4 separate regions of the Mus musculus genome follow, and all the other regions are linked to region 4. Evidence: chromatin loops called from intact Hi-C (ENCODE). Cell type or tissue: left cerebral cortex. All regions are shown on one strand. Links, peaks and the distances in the headings refer to the core of each region. The heading gives the core; the rest is flanking DNA.

Region 1 (6,228 bases), core at 831-5,830, 820 kb after region 4:
ATTTAACAAAAGGGTCTTCTGCCAGCTTTAGAGATGTTAGCAAATATTTCCTACACAAGATAAGTCTCAGATTTTCTTTCATCAGAAAGAACCATTAGATGATTCCTCAGGGTTACTAAGGAAATGGAGTTTTGATATTGGCTTAGGAAACATCATACTCTCCCCAAACCTTTGGCTCCATCCACACAAGCAGTGATAGAAGTCCACGGTGCTCACACAGAGTTGTATTCTTCTCCTTGGAATTTTACACTTTTTTTTTAATTAGGTATTTTCCTCATTTACATTTCCAATGCTATCCCAAAAGTCCCCTATACCCTCCCCCCCACCCACCCACCCACTCCCACTTTTTGGCCCTGGAGTTCCCCTGTACTGGGGCATATAAAGTTTGCAAGTCCAATGGGCCTCTCTTTCCAGTGATGGCCGACTAGGCCATCTTTTGATACATATGCAGCTAGAGACAAGAGCTCCGGGGTACTGGTTAGTTCATAATGTTGTTCCACCGATAGGGTTGCAGATCCCTTTAGCTCCTTTAAACATACACAGTGTTTCGTGGACAATCTCTGTCATCCTGGTCATCTTTTGTCGTTCTGTCTTTTCCATTTAAACCACCCCACTGACCTTCAGACCTCATCCAGACCTCATGGGTGTCCCAAAGAAGACAACACACGGATCCTTTAAGAGCCAGACATTTTCTATACGTCCACCTCCCCTTGGTGGGGGTAACTGAATAAAGGCTGCTATCTTCTCTGGGTCCCGCTTCAAGGATTTATTTTAAAACCTGTATCATCAAATAATAAATGCTTTAAGCTGAAGCGAATGCCTAAAATGAAAACAGAGACACCTTAAGATGCTTCATAATCTAACCAACCATTCCCTGGTAGACAGTATCCAGTTTCCTCTCCTGTCTGTACTCAGTTGGCTTCCTAAAATAGAGAGGGATAAGGACCACAGGCTTCACGTCATGAATGAGCTCCGTCTCAGCTGTGGGCTCTCCAGAAATGATTCAACACCACAGATGGAATCCACATGTGAATATCCACGTGACGACTGACTAGCAAGATTTCAATGAAACCAGAGAACATTTTTTTTTTCTTTAGCTCAAGTATATTTGGCCAGTGTAGGTTGGGGGAAGGCCTGGAATCACTGGAATCACAGTGAACAATTGAGATATTGAAGGCAAAGAAACAAAAAAAAATCCATGGAAAGACCTTCTAAGCAATGAGGGTAGGCTTTTTGGAAGCATTGGTCTGTTTGTTTCCAGGTTTGGTTTGTATTTGTTCTTTTTAAAGCCAAGGAGCTTTCTAAATTTCTTCAAAGGATAGTTTTGCATTGGGCATTTTATTAGGGGCTTTTTCTCTCAGAAAGAACCCTCAGTAGAAACCACCCTGGGAGAAAAAGCTACAAAGGCAGGATTATGGAAGCCCAAGAAATAAATAAATAAAACCAAGAAAACAGAAGTGGAGCCACAGCTAAAACAGGTGTTTTACATTTCAGACTGGAGGCAAATCAGTCCAGAAGCAGGAAAGTATGGCTCCACTGCCACGTGCTGTGAACCTTGTGTCTTGGATGGAGCTTAAACCAACTACTCAAAGAGATCCAAGGCTGTCACAGAAACCCACACTGTAGTAGGAAAGAAAACAGCCAGCTCAGGTGCCATCATAGCCTCCTTTAAAGAATCCACGAGGTGTCTGGGACATACAGAGAGACCTGGGGGAGAGACAACTTTACTCTCTGGCTCTTGGAGTCACTATACATGCAGCTGTGATCAGGCTAAACTCTGAAATCCCAGAATCAACTGGCAAAGCAGATCCCCAGAACCCATATAAGAAAACCATATAAAATGGGTGTAGAGTGTACATTTTTTACTTCAGCAGTGAATGGTGAAAGGAGATATAGTGGAAGGTAGATACCCAGCTCACTGAACAATTAGTTTTGCCTACTTGGAAATTACTAGACAAATGAGTGCTCCCATCTCAAGCAAAAAGCAGAAGGCACCTGAGAAAGGACATCCAAGCAAGCACACTCATTCGGATTTGGTTGCCAGTGCACCAGCCCTGTGGGCTGCTGTTTCCTTATCCATCCAGAGAGAATCCTAGACCTCTAGTCTGTCACAGAGAGCAGATGACTCAACATCTTCAATCATTTTCTCTAGCAAGGCAAAACCTCTCAAGTTAGTGTTTTATAAGCATGGACAGACAGTTTCCATTCTGGTCCTTATCAAAACACTGCCATTCCTTTGATAACAGTTATGAAATCATCTCTCAGAACTTGGGTATCTTTAAAGAGGTTTTTTTTTTTTTTTTTTTTTTTTAATGCAAGCTGCCCCGTTCTCCCTCCCCCGCTTCACCAAGATTCAATTAACGGGAGGAGGAATGTGGTGGTTTTTAACAAGTTCTTCTAAGCCAAACTGCTTAGAGACATACATTAGGCTGCCTTTAGTAATGGGAAAAAATTATCTCACCATGACTGGACTTTCTCACCTCCAAAAGAGGATTCCTATCTGTCACCTGGACAGCCAAGATTGATTTTTCTAATTAAGCAGGCATTTGTACTGGCACAGGGAGCCACAGAATTCTTCCCTACTGTATCTTCCCAACATATTCCTGTTTGTGTTCATTTTCCATCCTGTTTAAAGCTCCCTAGTGTTGAACCGGGAGGGGTCAGGAACTCACTCTATGAAAACACCCATTAAAATCTCTGGCTGCTTTCAGAAAGAAATGTGTCAACACAGGCAAAGGAAAGAAAACATGTGATAGAAATCTCTTTGGACTGGGCTTGGCTCCCACGTGGACAGAATTTGCCTTCACCAGTTCCCACACACTGTCCCCCACCCCCGGGTCTGCTCTGCTCCATCTGGGTCTGCCCTGCTCTGCTTCTCAGGGTCTGCCAATGCAGATGGCTGTAGGAAGCAGGCTGTTAGCACTTTGAAAGGCTATGTGGCACTTTCTGCCTTTTAAAAAGGTACAAGAAGCTCTTGTGCAGCCTTCAGTGATGAGACCGGCTTGTGGTGTAATTCAGTTTACTTAAGGGAACAATTTGGAGCCCTGAAGAGCAAAGCCCAGTTCTGGCCCCACAGTGCTGGGTCATGTGGCCTCATGACTTTCTTTCAGTGGGAGACACTAGAGGATAAAACTGAAATCAGTAAGAAAAGCTGGCATCTTTTTTAGTTTGTTCCTGGTACATCCATTACCTAATATTTTATTTAAAAGCTCAGTCCCTGCACTAAATGAACGGGCTAATCTCAATTTAGGAGTTGGCCTGCCCTCACATGATGACAGCTAACTGTTAACTGTCTTTAAAAAATAGAGGAAAGAAAAAATTAAAAAGAAACAAAGAGGAAGAGAAGAAGAAATGGCTAAGGGTAATTTAAGGGTTGTGTAAACTTATTAAAGGAACAATTGTTTCAAAGACAAAGGATAGCCTTAAGGGCTGGGTTGGGGATTAGTTGGTAGAATACTTGATTAGCATACACAAATCCCTGGATTCTGTCCACAGCACCACACACAGTGTGGTGGCCAAAGTCAGTAGTCTCAGAACTCAGGCAGTAAAGGCAGGAGGAGCAGAAGTTCAAGGTTACATAGGAAGTTTGAGGTCAGACAGGTATACTTCAGACCCTAACCAATTAAAACAATCAAAATTAAAAAAAATTCTTTCAGATACTGTCCCTTACATTCATTTGGCAGTGGCAGCTCTTAGTAGGTACTGGAAGCCAAAGTTGTCCTAGTAGGCTACACAGCTGCAACACTCAGACTCAAGGTTGAACTCTAAGCTCTTCCCTGAAGTCTCTCCCCTTCCTGATTCTCTCTTCCCCTGGAACCCTGTATCTAATCGCTTGTCTTGCTCCATGAAGTACATTTGTAGTTAAGTCAGAATAATTTGCTGTCTTTCACTTTGGAGGATCATTGCAATACCTTCTTCTCTGCATGTCCAACCTGTCCACTCCTTTATAGTCAGAGAAAAAGTAGCTTTCGTATTATCTTAGGCACTCTTAATTAAATTCTGTCATTTCACACTCTGAGACTCTAGTAGTTTCCAGTGAAATACTACCAAGTGGTATACTACCAAGATACCAATATCCCCTCAACAGGCCTTTCTAGACTCTCTCACATCAGGAGGTTGGTACCTTCCAAATGATGACAAAAAGATGCTTCAGTTAAACACTTTAACTAGAGGTTGCATTGTTTGATTTATTTTGTTTTGAGGCAGGGTCTCATGTACCCTAGATTAGCCTCAAACTCACTACTATATAATCCATACTTACCCTGAACTTCTAATCATTCTGCATCCATATCTCAGGTCTGGGACTACAGGTATCCATCTACAAAATTAGTTTATGAATTGCAGGGCCTTTTGCATGCTAGTCCACCACTCTATCAACTGATCCATAGCTCCAGCCTATGTTTAATATGTTTCTCATTATGTTCTTAAATTATCCGCTATACTTATTGGTAGTATTTCCTCATAAAATTCAGTTTTAGTAAAATTGCTTTTAAATTTAGTTAACAAGAGCCCATCAACTCTCTGGTCTCTTATATCAGATCACCTTTATTATCTGAGTATCACTGATACCTGATCAGATTGATGCCCTCAGCATTCCTGAAAAAGCATCTAATTGCTGGGACTGCCCTCAGTAAGATTGCTTTTAGGTAGGTTTAGTTCCAGTGTTCTTCCCCTTAATGTTATTTTTTAGTAATCTTCTATTCTCTGACCCTCACCATATTTTCCTTACTATAAATTTCTAGGTGGGGCCATGGATCTAGAAGTTGAGCCCTTTGTATTTTTTCTTTTTCTGCAAAACAGATATTGCAATGGTTCATGTAGCTGTGGTAATGGCACCGAATGAAGTCACTCTTACTATGTTTAACCCAGTCTCACAACCCTGTCCTTTACATAGGTCTTTAGAAATGGTATCAGACTTGTGTTCATATCTCTTGATGACTAGATATCACAACTATCATTTTCTGGGTGGAACATTTAGCATACTGGGAGACAGCTGTAAAACACAGCCACTTAGTTGCTGTTTTGTTGCTGTAATAAAATGCCCTGCAGGGAACAACTGAAGGGAGACAGGGTTTATTTTGTTTCATAGTTCTGAAGGGATATACTCCATCATGACAGAGAATACAGGGCATCAGGCAGAAGAGGCATGGTGGCAGGAGCAGGAGAAGTTTGTCACATTACATTCATAGTCAAATAACAGAGTAAATGAGAGAAGCCCAGCTATAATGCTTCACAGACCCCACCCAGTGACCCTCTTCTTACAGCAAGACTATGTCCTCTAGGTTTTACCAACTTTCCAAATAGCACAACCATCTAGGGGCCAACTGTTCAAAGACATGAGGCTGTGGGAGATATTTTACATGCAAACCATAACACCTGTATTAAGAAACATTCCCTCAGATCTGACCATATTGAACCTCACTCTTCCTTCAAATGTATACTATCCTTGTCATGTCTCTGTCTACTTTTAACTCATTGCATAAGCCTCAGCAAAGCATCCTGGTTGTCCCCATTTTGCACCAAACACACACAGATGCAAATATACATATACCTATATGCATATATACACACCTATAAACAAGCACATAGATATACAAAAATATGTATACACAAATGCATATATACATACGAATACTTGTGGATATACACAATACATAAACACATATGTACACATATATATATATATGCACATATATATAAACATACATTCAGACAGTTGTAAACATACATACATATATACATACATATTGATAAATATACACTATGGTCAGTTGAACAAGAAATGTCTTCCAGAGGCTCCAGTATTCGAACACGTGTTCCCCATTTGTGACACAGCTTTGGGAGTTCTGAGGTACCTTACTTCAAGGAGATGGCGCAGGAAAAATGGCCTTTGAGAATACAAGTCCCACGCTACTTCCAGTTTGCCCTCTGCTTTGCACTTGCAATTGAGAATGTGAGTTCTCAGCTTCCCCCTCCTATCACTATGCCTACCACTTGCAGCTATGCCTCTCCAGAGACACAGTCCCTGATGGGCTTTTATCTTTCAGGAATCAGAAATCAAAATAAACTCTTTCCTCTATAGCTTGTCTGGGTAATGGTATTTTGTGGGATGTAAAACTATACCAGGAGAAGGAATGGGAGGAGACATAAGTGAAAGAATGAACTGCAGGCTGAACCAGCTCTGTGTCCTAGAATTTAAAACATGGGGGTGTAGGTTAAGAGGAGAGT
Region 2 (6,228 bases), core at 824-5,823, 1.3 Mb after region 4:
GCACCAACAGCAAAGCGGCATGGTCCAGCAGTGGGCGTGACAGAACAAATGAGCAGGAAGCTCCACCCCTGAGCAAGCAGGTTTCAGGCTGGGGGAGGGGAGACTACATTTGATTACTTATATTTTTGGTTGTGTGGTTCTTTAGCATAGACTTTGTTTAGACATACCTGGTTTAAGAGACTCTCCACCCTGAAAAACCAAAGAGGCCTGGCACAAGGTCAGAACTTCTCGTTGTTAAGCTGTGGGAAACCCCTAAATAAGTAGTCCAAGGCTAGGTAAAGGGGAAATACATGTACTGTCTACACTGTCCAGAGTCAAAGGAGACTCCGTTCTAACCTACTCTTTCAGAGAGTCAGACTTAGGTAAAACTAGATCGTGCAGAAAAAAATTTCAAGAGGGGCCAATAGGAAATGGAGTTGGATATTCTTTAACAACAGAAAAGACAAGCACTTCGGGGTTGGGGGAATAAGATACAACAGAGCTTGCTTATGGATATGGGCTCCTCGAAGAAGAGCCTACATTATTGCCTTAGAATAGTCATATATATGATATATATGTCATTGTGTGTGTGTGTGTATGTGTGTGCATATATCACATATATGTATGTATGTATATATATATGTATGTACACACACATATATACACACATATATGTATGTATATATATATATATGTATATATACACACACACACATATATATAAATGGTTGCATGATTTAAATAAATCTTATTTATTTCAAGGAATTTAGATGAGATCCCAGAATGGTTCCTGGGCACCTTATGACAGGATTACAATGGATAAGATTAACATAAACCCTGAGTTACTGGGATATTAGAAGAAAGGATATTTCCACTGCAAACCAAATTAACATCTTTTACTTCTAGAAATGTATTATCATATATCTCCACGATATATGTATAAAGGTTCACATCCCAGGCTGTGCATGTATAGGTAAAAGAAGAAGTCCGGAGTTGGTTCTCTCCTTCCACATGGGTTCTGGGGATGGAACTCAGATCTCCAGGCTTGCAAAGCCCCACCCCCACGTCGCTACCCACTGAGCTGTCTCACCAGCTTTAACAGTCTTGTTTGTAAGCGTTCCAAACAATATTCTGTAGAGAAAAATCAAGCCATCCTCAAGATAATGTAAGCTTAGGACTTAAGCATGATTCATTGCTAATTTGGCAAAGTATTTCTATGTGAAAAGAATCTTTGGGGTGGGGAGAGGGCTCGGTCAGTATAGCACTTGCCTCACAAGTGTGAGGACCTGAGCTTGATTCCCTAGAACCTACACAGAAAGTCAGGCATTACCATGAAACCTGCAGGATGGCAAAATGGGAGGTAGGAGCAGGCAGGTGGGCGGACCCTCTGGCCATCTAACCTGGCCTACTTCAGGGAGCAGACCAGAAGCTAGAGGTAGGACGCAAGTGCCTTTGCTGCATTTGCTGAAGACCAGAGATGAGTCCCTAGTACCTATATCTGGGAGCTTTCAACCACTGAAAACTCCAGCTTCAGTCGATCAAACATCTTCTCCTGACCACAATAGACCCTTGCACATACATACATACATACATACATACATACATACATACATACATACATAGAAACACCCATACACAAAAACAACAAAAAACCTGAGAAACCCCCATCTCAAGCAAAAACTGGGGATCACCTGGTGAAGAAGGACACTTGAGGTTGCCCTGTGACCTTCACATGTTGGGCCTTCAGACACATACACAGGAATATTGTTTGTATGACAGCAACTTTCACAGCAAATTTTAACTTTAAAAAGAAAAAAAATCTTGCTTTCGGCTGGCTAGAGGTTTCAACTAGGCCCCAAAATGAGGGTTCATTTTCTTCCTGACCCCATAAGTTCCACTTTTCTGCACGTCTCACCATTTCAGACACTTCTAGGGAGGGCTATCAGGGGGCCATCTTGGAGATTTTTTTGCCCTGACTCCTAGCTTTGTGCATCCCAGCTGTGGCTGGATTTGAGAAATGGCAGCTTCAGATTGCTCTCTGTCAAAGCATTTAGGGGGAAGTTGCCCTAAGGTTCTGAAAGGACTGGCTGCAGGAAGAGAAACCCTTACTAGTGAGAGGCTGTCTGCTCTGCTTCCTCCAGGGGAAACTTAAGGACTTTAGATCAGGCAGCTCCCTGCCGGGAGCAAGGGGGGGCGGGGGGGGGGGGGTGAGATCAGGCGAAGGAGGGCCAGCCCTTCCCCTTGTCATTCTCCAAATTAGGGCTGGCTGCCATTATTTTTTTTCCAATTAAAAATACTGAAGAGAACTTAAAGGAGACCAGTCCTGTGTCTGTAAATAAATAGCCTGTTTGGCTATTCAGAAAAGGCACCATGTTGCGTGAGTTATTGGATGTATTGTCTTTAATATGTGAATGTGTTCTCTAAAACAAAGTGGCAGCCATCTATACAATTAATTAGTATCAAAGCTCCTTTCATGTACCCTTCACAGCAAGGGGGAGAGAAGTAAACTACTTAAACGAATAAACTTTTAAAAAGAAAGAAAGAAACCTAAATAAATAAATAAACCCCTCACTCTAGGCAAAGTAACCCCCGGAACTTATGATAAAGAGATCTTAATTAACCCCAAATCCATCTACTCTTCTCTGCTCCAGAACCGAAACAGAATGCTAAGGCAATTTACTCGGAGAGCAGTTTTGCACCATAAATCTGGGCCATGTTTTTCTGTGCGTTTGCCCTGCAGTAAGCTTAAAGAGAAACTCAACCACCAAACAGCCTTGGAGGCAAAGCAAAGCCCTAATCACCCGCAATGGTGATTGCATAACACCCGCCTCCCAACCCCCACTCCTAAGCATCAAGAGGCAGGCTTTGGCTTCTGGTTAGAGCACATGCCTTTCTTTTTTTTGCCTGTGTGAGAATCATTGAAAATGCTCTTTAAGGACCAAAAGTCAGGGCACGTGTGTTTTCAGAAGAAATGGAGGTCACTTGAGGGTGACTTCTGAGTACATCCCCCAAGCCAAAATGAATCTGTATCGATATCTAAAGTGCATCTGCTTTTAGAGCAGAAGCCACCATCTGTTCCTAATTGGTGCCCTGGAGGTACTCCCTGTGGAAAAAAAGGGCCTGGCCGCAGCAGCCGCGCCTCCCCGGGGCTGCAGACTCCGCTCGGGGCCTTGCTGGTGCAATCGAGTGCTCCTCTCTTAGATAATGCCAGGTATTCTGGAAAGTAGCCGTGTAATAATACACAAACCCCTGATGATGTCAGCGTGTTATTGACTTTCCAAGTCTGAATGACTGAGCAGAGGAGAGGGGGGGTGGGGCGCCATCCATCCGGCGGCGCAGAGACCAGCCGAGCGAAAATGGGCTCACAGTCCAGCGGGGGAGGGGAGGCGCGGCGGCTGCCTGGCCAGGCTGGATGGATCTCAGCCGCATCAGGATCGCCTTCACCGAGTCAAGAGGGGGCCTGGGCTAGGGAGAGGGGGGTTTCAATGTTATGTTTAGCCAAATATTCCTCTGGCCGATATAACTGCTACCACCACCTACCTCCAAGCGCACACCACGTGGCAGAGCAGATTACAAAGCTAGCAGCAGTCACCAAGGTAGGGGAGGTTGGAAAGGCCTTGCCCCATCCCGCCCCCTACACTCCAACACGCACAAGATACTGTCCTCAATATCTGGAAAGCTCCAGGTCCCTTTTTCCTGTAGAGTTCTCTCTTCAGAGAGCCTCTACGAAACTGCTCCTCAGCTCTGGTGACATTTTGTGGGTCATGTTTTACATGTTTCCTTACAGGTACACAGTGTGGGCTCCTGTTCCCACCTTGCAAACTGACCATCGGGTACTCGGACCATGTTCAAGGCTAGGTTAACAATATTTGCATTGAAAGACCCAGAACCTCCCCTCCCCCGACTTTTGCTACCAACTAGGGTGGGGCCTGTGCCACCCAGCTGGTGTCTCCTTGTCTCTAGAGCCCTGGCTTTTCTTTTAGCACTCTCGCACATCCAGCATACCCAGCTTGGATCCTGGCTGTCCCCTGTCCCAGACCAGAAATCGGCTTCCCCTGCCCCAGGTGTGTGCAAAGGCCACAAGAGTCTTCGCTCTGGAAGGGGAGGGCGGGGCCTGTGCAGAAAGGAAAGCAAACTCGTGCTTTGGAGACAGGGGGTCTATTCAAGGCTTCTGAGCTTGGGCTCAGGGCTCAACCTGTTTGGTGGCCACATCAGTGAAGTTGGGACAGCCACTGTCCTCTCAGCAACTGGGGAGTCATACATCTAGACTTTGCAAAGGTCTCTCTGTCTCCCTTTTTTAAAATGGGCCACTCTTTCTTGGGAACATTGCACTTGTCGGGTCAGAGCCCCTGTCCCTGTTTCTGAAAACAGTGTACAGACCCTTGGATTCCTAAATTCCACCCCCTTCTGATGCTCCAAATCCACGAGGATCCCAAAAGAATCACTTAGTGCAGGGGGTGGAGACCACACTGGGCCTAGTTCACCCCACTCTCCTACCTTGCCCTAAAGGATTAGCCTAGGATCCTAATGCTGACATATTTTAATCCAATCAGAAGCCTTCTTAGGGAACTAGAAACTGGAAGTGTAAAAGACAACTCCCTAGGCAGAAACTGAAAAAAATTAAAAAGTTCAATGTGACCCCATTTCCTGGCCTAATGCAGGAGAGACCAACCAGTATGAAGACAGAGATAGTCAGAGAAGGAAACAAGAACAAAGCCGAGAAGCCAGCAGGTTGTGGGTCACAATTGTGACCTTGCTATAGCCCTCCCTGCCTCATATTCCTTGTGGCAGCCTAGTTTGTTTGTTTGTTTGTTTTTAACACATGAATGTCTCCTTATTGTTTAACTTAATTTATATCTGAGTTATATCTACCCACAACCCTCAAAGCCAAACTGCATTTCTTAATCCACGTTGCCCAAGCTCTCAGAACTAGCTCTTCAGACCTCGTGTGAGCCCCACTGTTTTGAGCTGTGTTCCCAGAGTGTTTGTGCCTCAGCCTTAACTCCCACAACCAGATGCTCAGTAAATCTACTGCAGATTGCAGGGGCCCGGATTGAATGGCAGGAAAGTAGCCCGATAGCTGTTGGAAGCCCAGACTTCGGTAAATGTAAAGGAAGAGTGTTACATATTGCTTCGGACTTCCAGAAGCCCATCTGCCCTGCCCTAGTGGTAATTAGTGCTTATTGGAGTGAATAGAAAAAGAGAGATTATATCTCCCTCTAAATTGCTTTTCATCCGAATCTTGAAGAAAAGGAGTGAGTCGTCAGGCTTCATGACTCCCTGCTGTGGAAGGAGGAAGGCTAAAGCAGTCTAAGGTTACCAGAGTTTATGGGAGGCGCGCAGGCCCACACTGTATCCTAGGATAAAGTTCAGTCAAGGCAGAACTGCCTTGCATTCCCCTAACATTCGCTTCCAAAAGGTTTTTTTCCAACCCATGAGTCACTTCCAAGTCAGAATCAGAGACAAACGCCTGTAACTGTGTGCCAGTGAGTCAGATTTCCACCCTGCCTTATGGACGCTCTTCTAGCTCCAAGAAGACAGGGCAGTCCGCAGCCACCCGGCACAGCATGAAAGGTGTTACAACTGCTGCTTGTTGGAACCAGCTCCCAAGCCCACCTCTCTGGCATCCAGCATCACATTTCAACCCATCAAAAGCTGGTTTTTTTTCTTCCCAGTGTATCCTCAATCAGGAACTGCGGGTGCTATCTATCATGCTCAGAACGTGCCCCCACCCAGCCCAGGGAAATAAAGGTGAATTCAAAAGGAAGCCAAGCCTCCAACCAAATTACCAGATAAACAAAGAAGCCCAACATGTCTGTGCAGGCCATTAATCTGAGGGCTCAGATGCATGTGAAGCCAGCCTAGGCAACAGTGTGAAGCCCTGACTCATAAACTAAGACACCAGGGCTGGCAAGATGGATCAGAAGGTAAAGATGCCTGCAACTAAGCTTGATGCTCTGAGTTCCATCTCTGGGACATACATGAAGAAGAAAACTGTCTTCCTCAGGTTATCTCTCCTCAGAGATGTACACATTTACAGACACATTGTGGCAGGTATACACACACACACACACACACACACACACACACACACACACTCGCCCTGGAGTGGGCTTTTGAAAATTCTAAACACACCCCAGTGAGACACTTCCTCCAATGAGGCCACAGCTCCTAATTCTTCTAATCCTCTCAAACAGTTCCACTCCCTGGTGATGAAACATTCAAATATATGATCCATAGGGGCCGTTC
Region 3 (6,228 bases), core at 514-5,513, 1.7 Mb after region 4:
CCCACACACATACCACCCCCACACCAATCCACCCATATACCACACACACACACACACACACACACACACACACACACACACACACACAGACACACCATACCTACCCACATACCACACAAATATACACATCACACACATGCCAACACCCTCCCCATCAGACTCCCTCTATTCCCCCCCATCAAACTCCCCTACAACTCCCCCACCTCCACCCCTCCCCCTTGCACCTTGGCATGTGCCACTATGCCTGGCTTTCCAGGATCTAAAAAAAGCCATTTAAAAAATCGCAAACAATACACTAGCAAGTGTTTGCTGAAAGGACCCTGATATAGCTGTCTCTTGTGAGACTATGCCGGGGCCTAGCAAACACAGAAGTGGATGCTCACAGTCAGCTATTAGATGGAGCACAGGGCCCCCAATGGAGGAGCTAGAAAAAGTACCCAAGGAGCTAAGGAGATCTGCAACCCTGTAGGTGCAACAACATTATGAACTAACCAGTACCCCAGAGCTCTTGACTCTAGCTGCATATGTATCAAAAGATGGCCTAGTCGGCCATCACTGGAAAGAGAGGCCCATTGGACTTGCAAACTTTATATGCCCCAGTACAGGGGAACGCCAGGGCCAAAAAGGGGGAGTGGAGGGGGTAGGGGAGTGGTGGGGAAGGTATGGGGGACTTTTGGGATAGCATTGGAAATATAATTGAGGAAAATACGTAATATATATATATATATATATATATATATATATATATATATATATATATATATATGATAGATAAAGTAATGGACCAGAAAAAAAATCGCAAACAATAAATGTTAATATACACAACCCCGTTTATTAAAATGATGGTTCTGTCTCCAATGACCTGTGTGTACATGGTTGTCAAAAGGCTATTCCAGTTCCTGTGTTTCTATTTCTGCAATGTCTACTTTTTTCAGAGCTCCATATAAACACCAAGGGTTCCATGGCATGCATTTATTTTAGATTTATCTTCTCCAGTTGATTATTTGGTACAAGGGACTGAGTGAAGAATCTTGCTCACAATAGGCAAAGATACCTCCACTGAGTTACGTCTCCAGCTAACTGTGTGCTCTTACTGAGAATTTATTAAAATGTTTCTGGGAAAAAATTGCAAATAATTCAACATGTGATACTATTTTTCCCAAAGCTGAAAGTAAAGTGTGTGTGCTGGGCTTGGGGAGTTTTAGCTGCTTTCCTGGCTTCCAGGCTCTTGTCCTTAGTGAGCCGGATTGTGTTCCTTTGTTAGCTTTCTATCACTAGGGGGCGCACCACACAAGTTACTCTAAAGCCAGGTTGACTTTGTCTTAAGATTATGAGCGTCTAATTCCAAGATGACTTGGCCCCAGGCTTAGCCTTTTGGTAATGGAAGTACTTCATGGTGGAGATGGTGTCAGGGTGAACAATCACATCTTCAGCTAGAAACTGAAGACAAAATTCTCGATTCTTTTGGAGGGTCTGTGCCCAGTGACCCAAGGACTTCCTACTAGACTCCCTCAACTCCGATCCTAAAGGTGCACAGCATCTTCCACTACCACCGACTGTAAAACCTCTCCATGTGAATTTCTGGGCCTGGGACAGTGTTCATGTTTAAAGCAGAAACAGTCCCTGCCTCTCCATGACACTCAAATAAAGGCGATCCCACCTGTCCCTAGGGATGGATCCTGATTGATTGTAGGCTCTTAATCTTAGGAGCCTGCCAGACGATTGATAATGCATGTTTTAGCATGTAAATCAAAGAGTCAAGAGAAATTGCTTGTCAGAGCTTTATGGGAATGCTCCTCCTCTAGAAGGCTCCTCCCTCTTCTAGAGTCCTGGAAGGCGCTGAGGGTGGGTTTTATCAAGTGGTTACCATGGAAGCAGGAGGACCCTGTGTTTGATCCCAGAAACCATATACAAAGTGGTGTGTGGTGGCAGGCTTGTAATTCCAGTGCTGGGGCAGCAGAGACAGCAGGATTGCTGGCAACTCATGACCAGCCAAACTAGTCTACTTGGCAAGTTCTAGGGCAGTGAGAAGTCCCGTCTCAAAGCACAGGAGCCAAGGTTCTTCTCTGGTCTTCATGTGCACACACTTGCTCACGCTCCTTCCATATTCGCCTCCTTCAGTCCTTGGGAACTGTTCTCTCTCTCCAATTAATGGAAATGAGAACACCTTGGGGACCCAATTATGTTATATTAGAAATCTCTTAACGCCAGAGGCAGCAGCCTCAGAATAGAAGATGGCCGCAGCAGAGCACGTCAAAGAGGGAACGTGGGCTCTGAACCGCGTTTCTGCACTGCTGGAGAGGGAATGTGGGCTCTGCACCGCGTTACCGCACTGCTGGGTCAACACCAATTCGTCCTTTGCACTCGTGTTCCCTAATCAGGCAGAACTCATGCTGACTGCAGGCTTGTTGTCTGACTAACATCTTAGCAGAAGCACATGGGCAGACAGTTCCCTGAGCATACGAGATGGGTCCTTGGCAGGCAACAAAATGTAATATCTGCTGCAATATAAATTAATACTTCTTCGGGCCCCTCCAGGGAGAGCTTGGAACTAGTCAAGCAATTCCGAGAACTGTTCGAGATTTTTAAAACAGTGATTTGAATATTACAGCCTAGTTCCTAACAACCCCAAGGAACTGTGTGAACACTGATGCTCTGTGCATACCTGCACGGTGTCCGTGCTCAGCGAGGTTGTAGGATTTTGTAGTAAGATGTAGGTTGGGAATTGAGACCATGGAAAACAGAGAATGGAGAACACTTGGCATGCACACTTAACACTCCTAGTGTCTTTATTAAGTTCCCAATAGATCCCACAGTGGCATAAAGACCCTGGCGTTGTTGCCACATATTTATTCTGTGCCAAGTACCTTATAAACATTTTTCCATTTAATTGTTCTAATCACAGTGGGGCTTTCCAAGTTTGCACACAAACAAGCCAAGGCTAAAGAACTTAATAAACAAAGCCATGTGTGGCAATACCAGCACCCAGGTGATGGAGACAGGAAGATGCAGTGTTCAAAGTCATCCATGGCTACACAGTGAATTTAAAGCTAGCTTGGGATATACAAGATCCTGTCTCAAAAAGGGAAAAAAAATATGATGTGAAAGGCCCACCAGAGTATGTATATATAAAAGAGGAATCGGTGTTAGCTCATCTCTCTTTATGCTTTAAGCATAGGTCATCACTGTCTTAAAATGGTGCTATCACTTTGTGAATTTTTTTTTAATTTAACATGAATATTCAGGTTTTGTTCAAGGGGGCAATACAAAGAATACATTAGAGAATAAAAGGAAGTTGCTGCTTCACAAACTTACAAAATAGCCCTAGTATTCAATGCATATAGAAGGTAAAACATCATGACTAAGTAAGGATTTTGTAGTAAGATATAGATTGGGAATTGAGAACATGGAAAATAAAAGACAAAGAACACTTAATATGCACACCTAACACTACTAATGTCTTTATTAAGATTCCTCAGAGGCATATACTGTTGTCTACAATTTTTTTTTTTTGTGTGGTTTTCTTACAAAATATTCTCAAGGTGCCCGTGTGACTGGCTGTAGGGGAAAGCCAGATCATGGTCACAGTGCAAGGATGAAGTTGGTGAGACATTGCAATTTTAGTCTTGGCCAGTAGGTGGCAGTCGTGCATCACAGTTACCTGAACCTGATTGGCAGTTACAACTCACAATGAGACCTAAATTCTTTGATTTTATAATGCTAGCATTTCCTGTGCTATCTAATTATCTCTGCCGAATGGGTTGAGTACATGAAAGACTTTGTACAATCCGAAATACAGGTAATGTGGTAGTGTAATTTTCAGTGACAATTTATATACTTTATTTTAAGATAGTCCCCAAAGTGTACCAAATCTTGTTGAAGCCTATGGATTATATTTATATTCACGATGAACAATCTACTCTGTGATGGGAATAGTCTTATGGAAGTACTGCAATCTGTTAAATTATATGGTCAGACACAGAATTGAGATTCTAATAAAGGTTTTCACAGAGGAAAATGAGATTGAAAAATAAACCCCATTCCTGGAAACCGATATGACTTTTAATCAGGCTTGAGAGTTATTTTGACGACCTGCAGGGAATCTTTGCTGTTTTAGAGGGACGAGGACGCTGTTCTGGGCTTAGAAAAAGGGTCGTGTATCTGAGTTCTGATTAAAGACTTTTTGTAACACTCCTAGCAGTATAGTTCTCTTTGGTTTTTCCAGTCCAGATGGAGAGGGCTTATAGCATGCATTTTCAGGATATTCAAATGTTTTTAGTATTTCTGGCAGAGGCTCACTGTGTAGCATAGGCTAACCTTCTGTAGCATAGGCTAGCTTTCAAGTTCTGGTCTTCCTCCTTCAACCTCATATGTTGCCATGTTATAGGTGTGGGTGACATTATGTCCAGTTTCATACTACTATTTTTAAAATATATACCTGTGTCTACATTTGGAGATGCGCACATGTGAAAACCAGGAGACACCTCAGGTGTCTTTCCTAAGAAGCAACCCACCTTTTTCGGTGTCTCTTACTGGTCTGGTACTTGCCAAGTAGACTAGGTGCCTGGCCCACATGCACCAGGGGTCTTCCTGTCTTGGACTAGCCAGCACAACCTCTTTGTCTCACTGTTTTGCTTTTTTTTTTTTTTTTCCTGTTTTTTGTTAAAAACCAGCTGTGATGGCCACTCTTGGTTGAAGACTTGACCACATCTGGAATCCAGGCAGCTGGGCATGGCCATGAGGAATCTTTTGGTCAAGTCATTTGAGGTGGGAGGAACGACCCTGAATCAGGACCACAATTGGTGTTAGCCTTTATGAAAGGACATGGAAGAAGGAAGCTTTTTGTTTTTTGCCTGCTTGCCCTCACTATTTTTGGCAAGCTCATCTATCCTGCTGCTGAGGCATTCCTTCTCTGGAATTAAAGCCTACTTCTCCAGAACTCCAATATAGTCTGAAAACCAGCTAACACATCCAGCCCTGCAGATTGAACAACTAATGGGTTCTTGGTTTTTCCTGCAGGGGCAGCCATTGCTGGATGACAGACCATTGCCTAAAAGCCAAACCAATTAATCTCCTTTTAATAAACTCCACTTCCATCCCCCACTTGGTTTAGTTCTGTTCTGCTAGATAATCCTGACTAACTCACCTGAGTTCTGGGGATTGAATTCAGGTCTGTGTAATTTCAAGGTAAACACTTGGTTGATGAGATATCTCCTCGGACCCCCACATTGGTTATGTGAAGCAAGCAATCGAGGCCATGGTTAAATTAAAACGTAGGTGTGAACAGAATTTGGAGGTTCATTTATTTTCTGCTGTTTTAACTGAATTGTTGGAGGCTACAAGGCCCCCAACACTCCTGGTCTGATAGTCCTTCACCTTGCTCTATTGGCCGAGAGCGTTACTTGCTTTCTGCCTGGGCTATCTCCTAAATTCCACAGCAGCAATGATCTTATGTTAAGAACCTTAAGTCATTTTGATTGCATTGTTGACATCAAAGAGAAATCAGAAGATATCCTTCTGGCATTTGCAAAAACCACTAAAGATTTGACTTGGTGGTTTGTAAGTCACAGTCTGGAGCACACTGTGCTTTTTGTTTCCTATGTCAAATTTGGAATTTCTTACCTCAAGAAGTTGCTGGGAAGAAGTTTTATTAGTTTTGTTTTTTGTTGCTATTAGAACATTGACAAAAGCAACTTAGGGAAGAAAGGTTTATTTTTGCTCACAGTTCCAAAGAGGATACAGCTCCATCATGGCTGTCATGGAGGGCAAAGTGGGGTAGGAAGACTGTGAGCCTACATTGCATAGGCAGTCAGGAAACACAGAAAAGGAAGTGAGGTTATAAAATCTTGAAGCTGCAATCCCCCAACATCCTCCCTCGAACAAGGCTCCACCTCCTAAAGGTTCCCCAGCCTTCCAAACAGTGTGACCAGCTGGGGGCCAGGCGTTCAAACATATAAACCTAAGGGGCCCATTTCCTATTCAAACCACCACAGAAATGAAGAAAGAAATAAGTATCCTGGCTTCCATCTGCCAACCCAGAATTGTTATATTACACTTCTGCACCATTTGTTGGATGCATTTCTTGGTCACTTTGTTTGTCCCTGTGCCTATGTACCTGGCATGTTACCTTAGGAATAAAAAGGCCATTGTATTCAGTGAAATTTCATTTGTGAAATTGAAACTTTTTGTCATTTTCTTAGATGGTAACTGCAGAGTATTAGGAAAATC
Region 4 (6,228 bases), core at 758-5,757:
CTTTGCTCCCCTGAACCTAGGGTTATATGTCATTGTGAGCCACTCATTGTAGATGCTGAGAATCAAACTTGGGTCCACTGCAAAAGCAGCAAATGCTTTTAGTCACTGGGACCATCACTCCAGGCCCTGGTTTGGGGGTCATTTTTGTATGTGTGTGTGTAAAATAGCCTCTTCCAAGATGGTTGCACTATAATCTTAATGTGTCTCCTCCAATTCATGTATGGGAAAACTTAATCCCCAATACAGCAGATTTGGAGGTCAGCCTCTTGAGAAATGTTTTGGTAATTAGACTTTGTCTTTTTGAGAGGGCTGGTCTCATTAGCTGTGCCATTTTCTTTAAACTAGGACATTCTATCCTGGAGGCAGGAGGGAGAATCATGAAATTTACAATACTCAGGAAGTTCAGAAAGTTACATGATTTTTGGGTCCATCTAAAGGTTTTCCACCAGTAATAACTGCTAGGAAAGAGGGGACTTTTAGTAGAGCTGCCTGTAAGTGGGGCAGGAGCTCAAGGTAAACAACTTTCGAGAATCATGTCTCATACTGAAGTAGATTTTTCCAGTGATATAGCTTTTTTAAGCCACCTACAATATGGTAAGATAGATAGAATATCTTTCTATGCTCTAGTCAGTAATCCTGGTAAATTTCTTATATTTGCCCCTTGGGTGTATGTAATAGTTTCTTAAATCTCTGTTGGTATCATACCCGAAATGAATATGCATTTAATCATATATGCCCACGAAGTGTCAAATTATAGAATGCGTTTGTAGAATTGGCCTTCTTTCTTCTCTTCTGTCCCTTCAAACTCACTTTGCTATCCTGTGAATGAGGAATTAGATCTTCAGATTTTCAGTCTCTAAAGTGGTAATAAATTACCTTTTGCTATTTGTAAACTTCCCAGATGCTGCTATTTTGTTTCAGCACTATGAGTGCAGTCACTTAGGCTTGCTTGTACGGGGTAGGTTCTAATGCTTTAATTGGGAATCTGTGTGTGAACAATGAAGGTCCTATTCCCCCAATTAGTTCTTGATTAATCAATATAGATGCTAATGGTGAATGGCTGGGCAGAAGAGGCAGGGCTTAAGATCCCTCAGGCAGGCTAAGAGACACAGGAGGAGGAAAGGGTTTGGAGGGATGGAGAGTCACCAGCCATGTGACTATTTACTGCTTCCCTAAGCTGGAGATTAGAAACAGAGCTAAGCTGAGGGTAGATGTCTAATGTTGAGCCAAGAGAAGGTAACTGGGCAACTAAGCTAAGGGCAGATGTAGGCTGTTGAGCAGGGAGTAAAGGAAAAGCCACGATAGGTGTGGGAGGCTTAGAAAAGCCAAGCCACTGAACCACACTAGTTGGAGGAGGCTTAGAAGAGCCCAGCAGCCGAGCCATAAGGCAAGTTCAAAATGAGCACTGTGTGTGTGTGTGTGTGTGTGTGTGTGTGTGTGTGTGTGTGTCTTTTATCGGGGGATCCAAGGGAACCATGGTGGTGGCCTGGAGCTTAAAGCACCGTAGTAGAAGGTACACACTACATTTGCCAGAGGCTTTTTTTTTTCTGTTAATAATTAAATGTAGATTACAAATTTCTGCCTTATGAAGCTTATTTCATACCTTAAACCTTACTTTGATTTATTTCATACAAAGCCTAATTTCAAGCGTATGTATGTAGCCTTTCTTTCCATGAATCATTTCTGTATCTTCTTATTCCTTTTGTATTTTTCTACCTTTAGTCTCAGCCTATACCAGGACATCTCTTTCTTCTGGGTGAAAACACACAAGTACAAAGAATAAGAATGAAACAATTTGTTTTTCCCTAGACATAGGAAAAACAAAATCAAAACAAAACAACCTAAAACCAGATTCTATTGATTTGTTGTGTTCCCCACTGCACAAACACCTCAGTTTAGTGTTGAATCCCTTTTAATACATTTTTTTTTCTAAATTTCCCCATGAGAAAATTTCTAAATTCCCTCATTTTTCCAGGTTATGTCAGCAAAGATCTTTACATCACAAAGCTCAGTGCCGTTTCTCTTCTGGGTAAATATATTTCCCCTCTTTTTAGGTATTTTTCTCTGTTTCTAAAACTAAACTGGCAACTTCTGAAGTGAAGGACAAAGCTTAAGGCAAGAGAAAATGGCTTTTGTGTTTATATTAAAAAATCCAATACCTGTTTGAGCTTACTGTGAATGAGTGTGGTTATATGAATGAGAATGGCCGCCATAGAATCATACTTGGATAGTAAGATCTTACTCTTTTTAGCTAAATGGGACTTGAAATTCCCTGGTTTATTTTTATTTAAGAGGCTCTGTACTACTCTTGGAAACTGGCGTTTGCCAGATAACTGAGTTCAGAAGCTGTGGAGAAGTGTCCAGCTCAATGCTTAAGTGTTGTTTTCACAAAACACATAGCTGTGTGTTTGCTGCTTGCTTTGATTGCAACAGGAACCACTTCCCATTGTCACTTAGCTACCGTGTGTCTTTTATCAGGTCAAGAAACACAGCATTAAGCAAAGAAGACCCTAAGCTAAATGTCAAAGATCTGCATATGGAATCTCTGAGATGTCACCTGTAAAATGCAGGCATATTAAAGAGGAAGGGATGCCTCAAGAAATGAGCTCTGGTTACTTCATCTTCTGCTATAATATTAATGACACTTGACCTTCTTAATCTCAATTTTCTTCCTTTTCTGCATATGTTTGGAAAACTAGAAAACATATTTTTTATTTAAGATATTTCCATTCTTTGGGGAAAGATAATTATGTAAATTTGAAACAGAAAGTAATAGACATTTATTTCTGAGCCCAATTTATTTGAGAAGTTTTCTGTTATAGGGAAGTCTGTGAGCACAGACTCTTCAGTTTCCCATGTGTCTATTATGGAAATTGAATTATTTATTTCAATTATGCATTCAATAAAATCACACTCTTTTCAATGGATGTTTTCTTAATGAGGATAGCTGCAGTTTCAGAAAAAGCCTTTCCACACAAACTATCCTGCAGTTTACCAGAATTTGCTGCTGTACACCTTCATCTACTCTAGAGGGCAATAGAGTGTTAAAAATGAAAGATGTTTTCAATGATAAAATCTATAAAACCCTTAAAATCAATCTTCCCATAAAACTGAAAAAGAGGTGGGGGTGGAGGTGGACCTAGCCAGAGAAAGGTGCTCGTGACAGGATGATAATCTCAAACACAAAGTCCAGGGGGAATTAGGCAGCAATTGAAGCTGTCAGCTGAGTAGGTGCATGAAAAATGTAAGAAAACCTCCCCCAAGTTACATAATGTTGAGAACAACATATAAAAGAAAGATAGTAGCAAAAACATAAGAAAATGACAAAACAAAACAGCATCACGATCATACTCCCAATATAGTGGGAACAGATGTTTGAGGTTGGTCATTCTGAGATGATCACTGTGCAGATTATAATGATTCACCTAGACATTCCATGATGCTTAGACGATAGTGACCAGAGGCAGAGGAAGGAGTTGTCTGGTTCTTCATTTGGGATATTTGTACTTATAAACAACCCATCTTTTCAGCTCCATTTCACTCCTGTTCATTCAATTCTGGTCCATGGCCCTGCCCTCTTACTCTAGAGAAACAGGATGCTGACTGGACCCTACTGGCTGAGCTCCCCCTGCCTTCAGCTCTCTGTGCTAGTCTTCACTTGCCATCCAAGTTATTTCTTCATGATTAGTTGTAACTGAACTCTGCTTGTCCTTATGGTGCCATCTTCTCTCACTTTTGCCAAAACTTGCTTAGCTTTTCAACCAGTAAATCTCCCCTTACTCCCTCACACATCTGCAGGTTCATTTCCCTCAATCTTTAAAATATATTTGAGCATTTCTCAACCAACTTCCCCAACTTAAAATGAAAGAAAAAATAACTTTGCCTCTTCATTAAGCAACTGCCTAATCTCTCTCCTCTGTTTTTCCACATCTCTAATAGTAATCTATCATCTGTTTTAATTCACTTTTTAGTCCACTGCAGCCTGACCTTCATATTTGCTGAACTTGGCTTTGCCTGAATCTTTAAAGACCTTTTCCACAAATGGATCTTTTCAATATAATGGAATTATAGATCTTACACTTTTGCATTTGACAATTCACCTTGAACACTCTGGTTCCTTTTCTAAGCAACACTCCCCTTATTCTTCCTGAATATCTCTGCTGCTCAACAGCTAAGTTCTTTCCTATGCCAGATCTCATCATTCCAACATCTAACAATCTTTACTGGTTCTGAACCAACAACAGATAAAGTGAGTTCTCTGAGCCCTGCACAGCAGGCATAATTTTCAGTAACTTACCTGGGCTATAATAGTGAGGCTCAAATATAAGTATTTATAAAATGAATAAATATATCAGTCACTGAAAATAGTTCATTGTTTTTAAAGTTGTTACAATTTGGTACTCAGTGTTTTGTGTGTTTATTTGTAGATGCTGAAAGAAATTAAGCACCTGATGTGTGACCATTGTGATATAGGATACTATAGTGAATCAGGCCAACATGCTTACTGTTTGTGGAATAGCATCATTGCATATGGGTCTTTTGAGAACTTTATATCTTAAAATAATTCACTTTGCTATTCATTATTACAATGGTGAAAATATTTTCTATAAAAGGGTTGAAAATGTATTTGCTGAGTCTGATATTAAGTTGACTTGCAGCAAGTTTTATTCACTTTATTTTGGTCTATGCTGTTCTTCATGTGCAGTCATGCATTTGACCACTTGTGCAGAACCAGATACAGATGATATGCAAAGAAGTCAAGGTGGTCACAGTCTAATAAAAATCCATTTGATAAAAATTCTAATGTTGAATGTTGACCTTAATATGATTTTTCACATGTAAGAAAATGTGTTCCTCCTTTTTCCTCCATTGCTGGTGGGATTGCAAACTGGTACAACCACTCTGGAAATCAATCTGGAGGTTCCTCAGAAAATTGGAAATATATCTACCTGAAGACCCAACAATAACACTCTTGGGAATATACCCAAAAGATGCCCCAGCATGCTACAGGGGCACATGTTCATAGCAGCCTTATTTGTGATAACCAGAAGTTGGAAACAACTTAGATGTCCCACGACAGAAGAATGGATACAGAAAAATGTGGTTCATTTACATGACAGAAACTACTCAGCTATTAAGAATGAGGACAAATAATGCAGGCAAATAGATGGAACTAGAAGAATACCATCCTGAGTGAGGTAACTCAGACCAGAAGGATGTACATGGCATGTACTCGCTAATAAGTGCATATTAGAAAAAAAAAAAGTACCTAATACCCAAGATACAGTCCACAGAACTCAAAAAGTTCAACAAGCTGAAATGCCCAGGTGAGGATGCCTCAGTTCCACTTGGGAGAGAAAAGAAAGCAATCACAAGTGGGGAGGGAGGGAGGGACCTGGGAAGCAAAGTGGACAGGTTTGGGGGGGGGGAAGTATGGGGGGAGAGGAGAACATGATCTGGTATTGGGTGAGGAAAAAGGACTGAATCCCTGAGCATCAGCAAGTAGAAAGAATGGAAAAAGACAACCTCAGGAAATAGGAGGTTGGGGGACCCTCCAGAATGCACCAGGGACCTGGGAGGTGAGAGACTCTCAGGACTCAAAGAGAGAGACCTTAGATGAAATGCATGACAGTAGGAAGAGAGAACTTATATAGCCCACCTCCAGCAGGAAGACAAGACATCAAGTGAGGGATGGGGTTGCCATTACATAGTCACATGTCTGACTTCTTGTCTGAAAGAATTACAGGGATGGAAATGGAGAGGACCCTGAGGAAAAGAAGATCCAACAACAGGCCCAAAGTGGGATCCAGCTCAAGGGAAGGTCCCAAGGCCTGACACTACAACTGAGGCTATGGAACACTCACAAAAGGGACCTAGTATGACTGCCTTCTGAAAGACCCAACAAGCAACTGAAAGAGTCAGATGCAGATATTTGCACCCAACCAATGGACAGAAGCAGCTGACCCCTGTTGTTGAATTAGGGAAGGCTGAAAGAAGCTAGGAGAAGGGCAAGTCTGTAGGAGGACCATCAGGCTCAATTAACCCTTACCCCTGAGATCTCTCAAACACTGGACCACCAAACAGACAGCATAAACCAGCTGATATGAAGCCCCGACACACATACAGTAGAGGACTTCCAGGTCTGTGTTCACTCAGAGTTGATGCACCTAACCCTTAAGAGACTGGAGGCCCCAGGTAGTTTAGAGGTTCAGGTGGGGTGAGGGGGGT

The links. A loop is a pair of places that touch in the nucleus more often than their neighbours do. Peaks named below come from ENCODE experiments on the same cell type or tissue, not always from the same donor. Only the 100,000 strongest peaks of a DNase experiment are listed, where the experiment ranks them.
Region 1: it touches region 4 in a loop (2.7-fold over the local background); 3 of 42 quality-filtered maps call a loop at or near these places.
Region 2: it touches region 4 in a loop (6-fold over the local background); 18 of 42 quality-filtered maps call a loop at or near these places.
Region 3: a loop joins it to region 4, with 2.2 times the contacts of the local background. A loop is called at or near these places in 6 of 42 quality-filtered maps.

Annotation. Positions count from the first base shown.
Region 1 is chr3:21,476,545-21,482,772 of GRCm38, forward strand. All of the region lies in intron 1 of Gm31610 (a long non-coding RNA gene), which reads right to left. Among named protein-coding and RNA genes, the nearest start is that of Gm31610, 10 kb to the right of the region's middle. In left cerebral cortex, for the core only: no CTCF peak of the experiment used is centred there; DNase peaks (open chromatin) are centred at 1,010, 2,100 and 2,845; H3K27ac peaks cover 2,268 bases.
Region 2 is chr3:21,932,856-21,939,083 of GRCm38, forward strand. The region is part of intron 3 of Gm31813 (a long non-coding RNA gene); the gene reads right to left. Among named protein-coding and RNA genes, the nearest start is that of Gm31813, 28 kb to the right of the region's middle. In left cerebral cortex, for the core only: a CTCF peak has its summit at 2,113; DNase peaks (open chromatin) are centred at 2,104, 2,823, 3,237, 4,188 and 2 more places; H3K4me3 peaks cover 1,346 bases; H3K27ac peaks cover 3,714 bases.
Region 3 is chr3:22,305,543-22,311,770 of GRCm38, forward strand. No RefSeq gene overlaps it. Among named protein-coding and RNA genes, the nearest start is that of Gm26354, 100 kb to the right of the region's middle. In left cerebral cortex, for the core only: CTCF peaks have their summits at 1,283 (motif pointing right) and 3,633 (motif pointing right); DNase peaks (open chromatin) are centred at 1,273 and 3,637.
Region 4 is chr3:20,652,446-20,658,673 of GRCm38, forward strand. No RefSeq gene overlaps it. Among named protein-coding and RNA genes, the nearest start is that of Gm31466, 150 kb to the left of the region's middle. In left cerebral cortex, for the core only: a CTCF peak has its summit at 3,023; DNase peaks (open chromatin) are centred at 3,124 and 3,652; H3K27ac peaks cover 733 bases.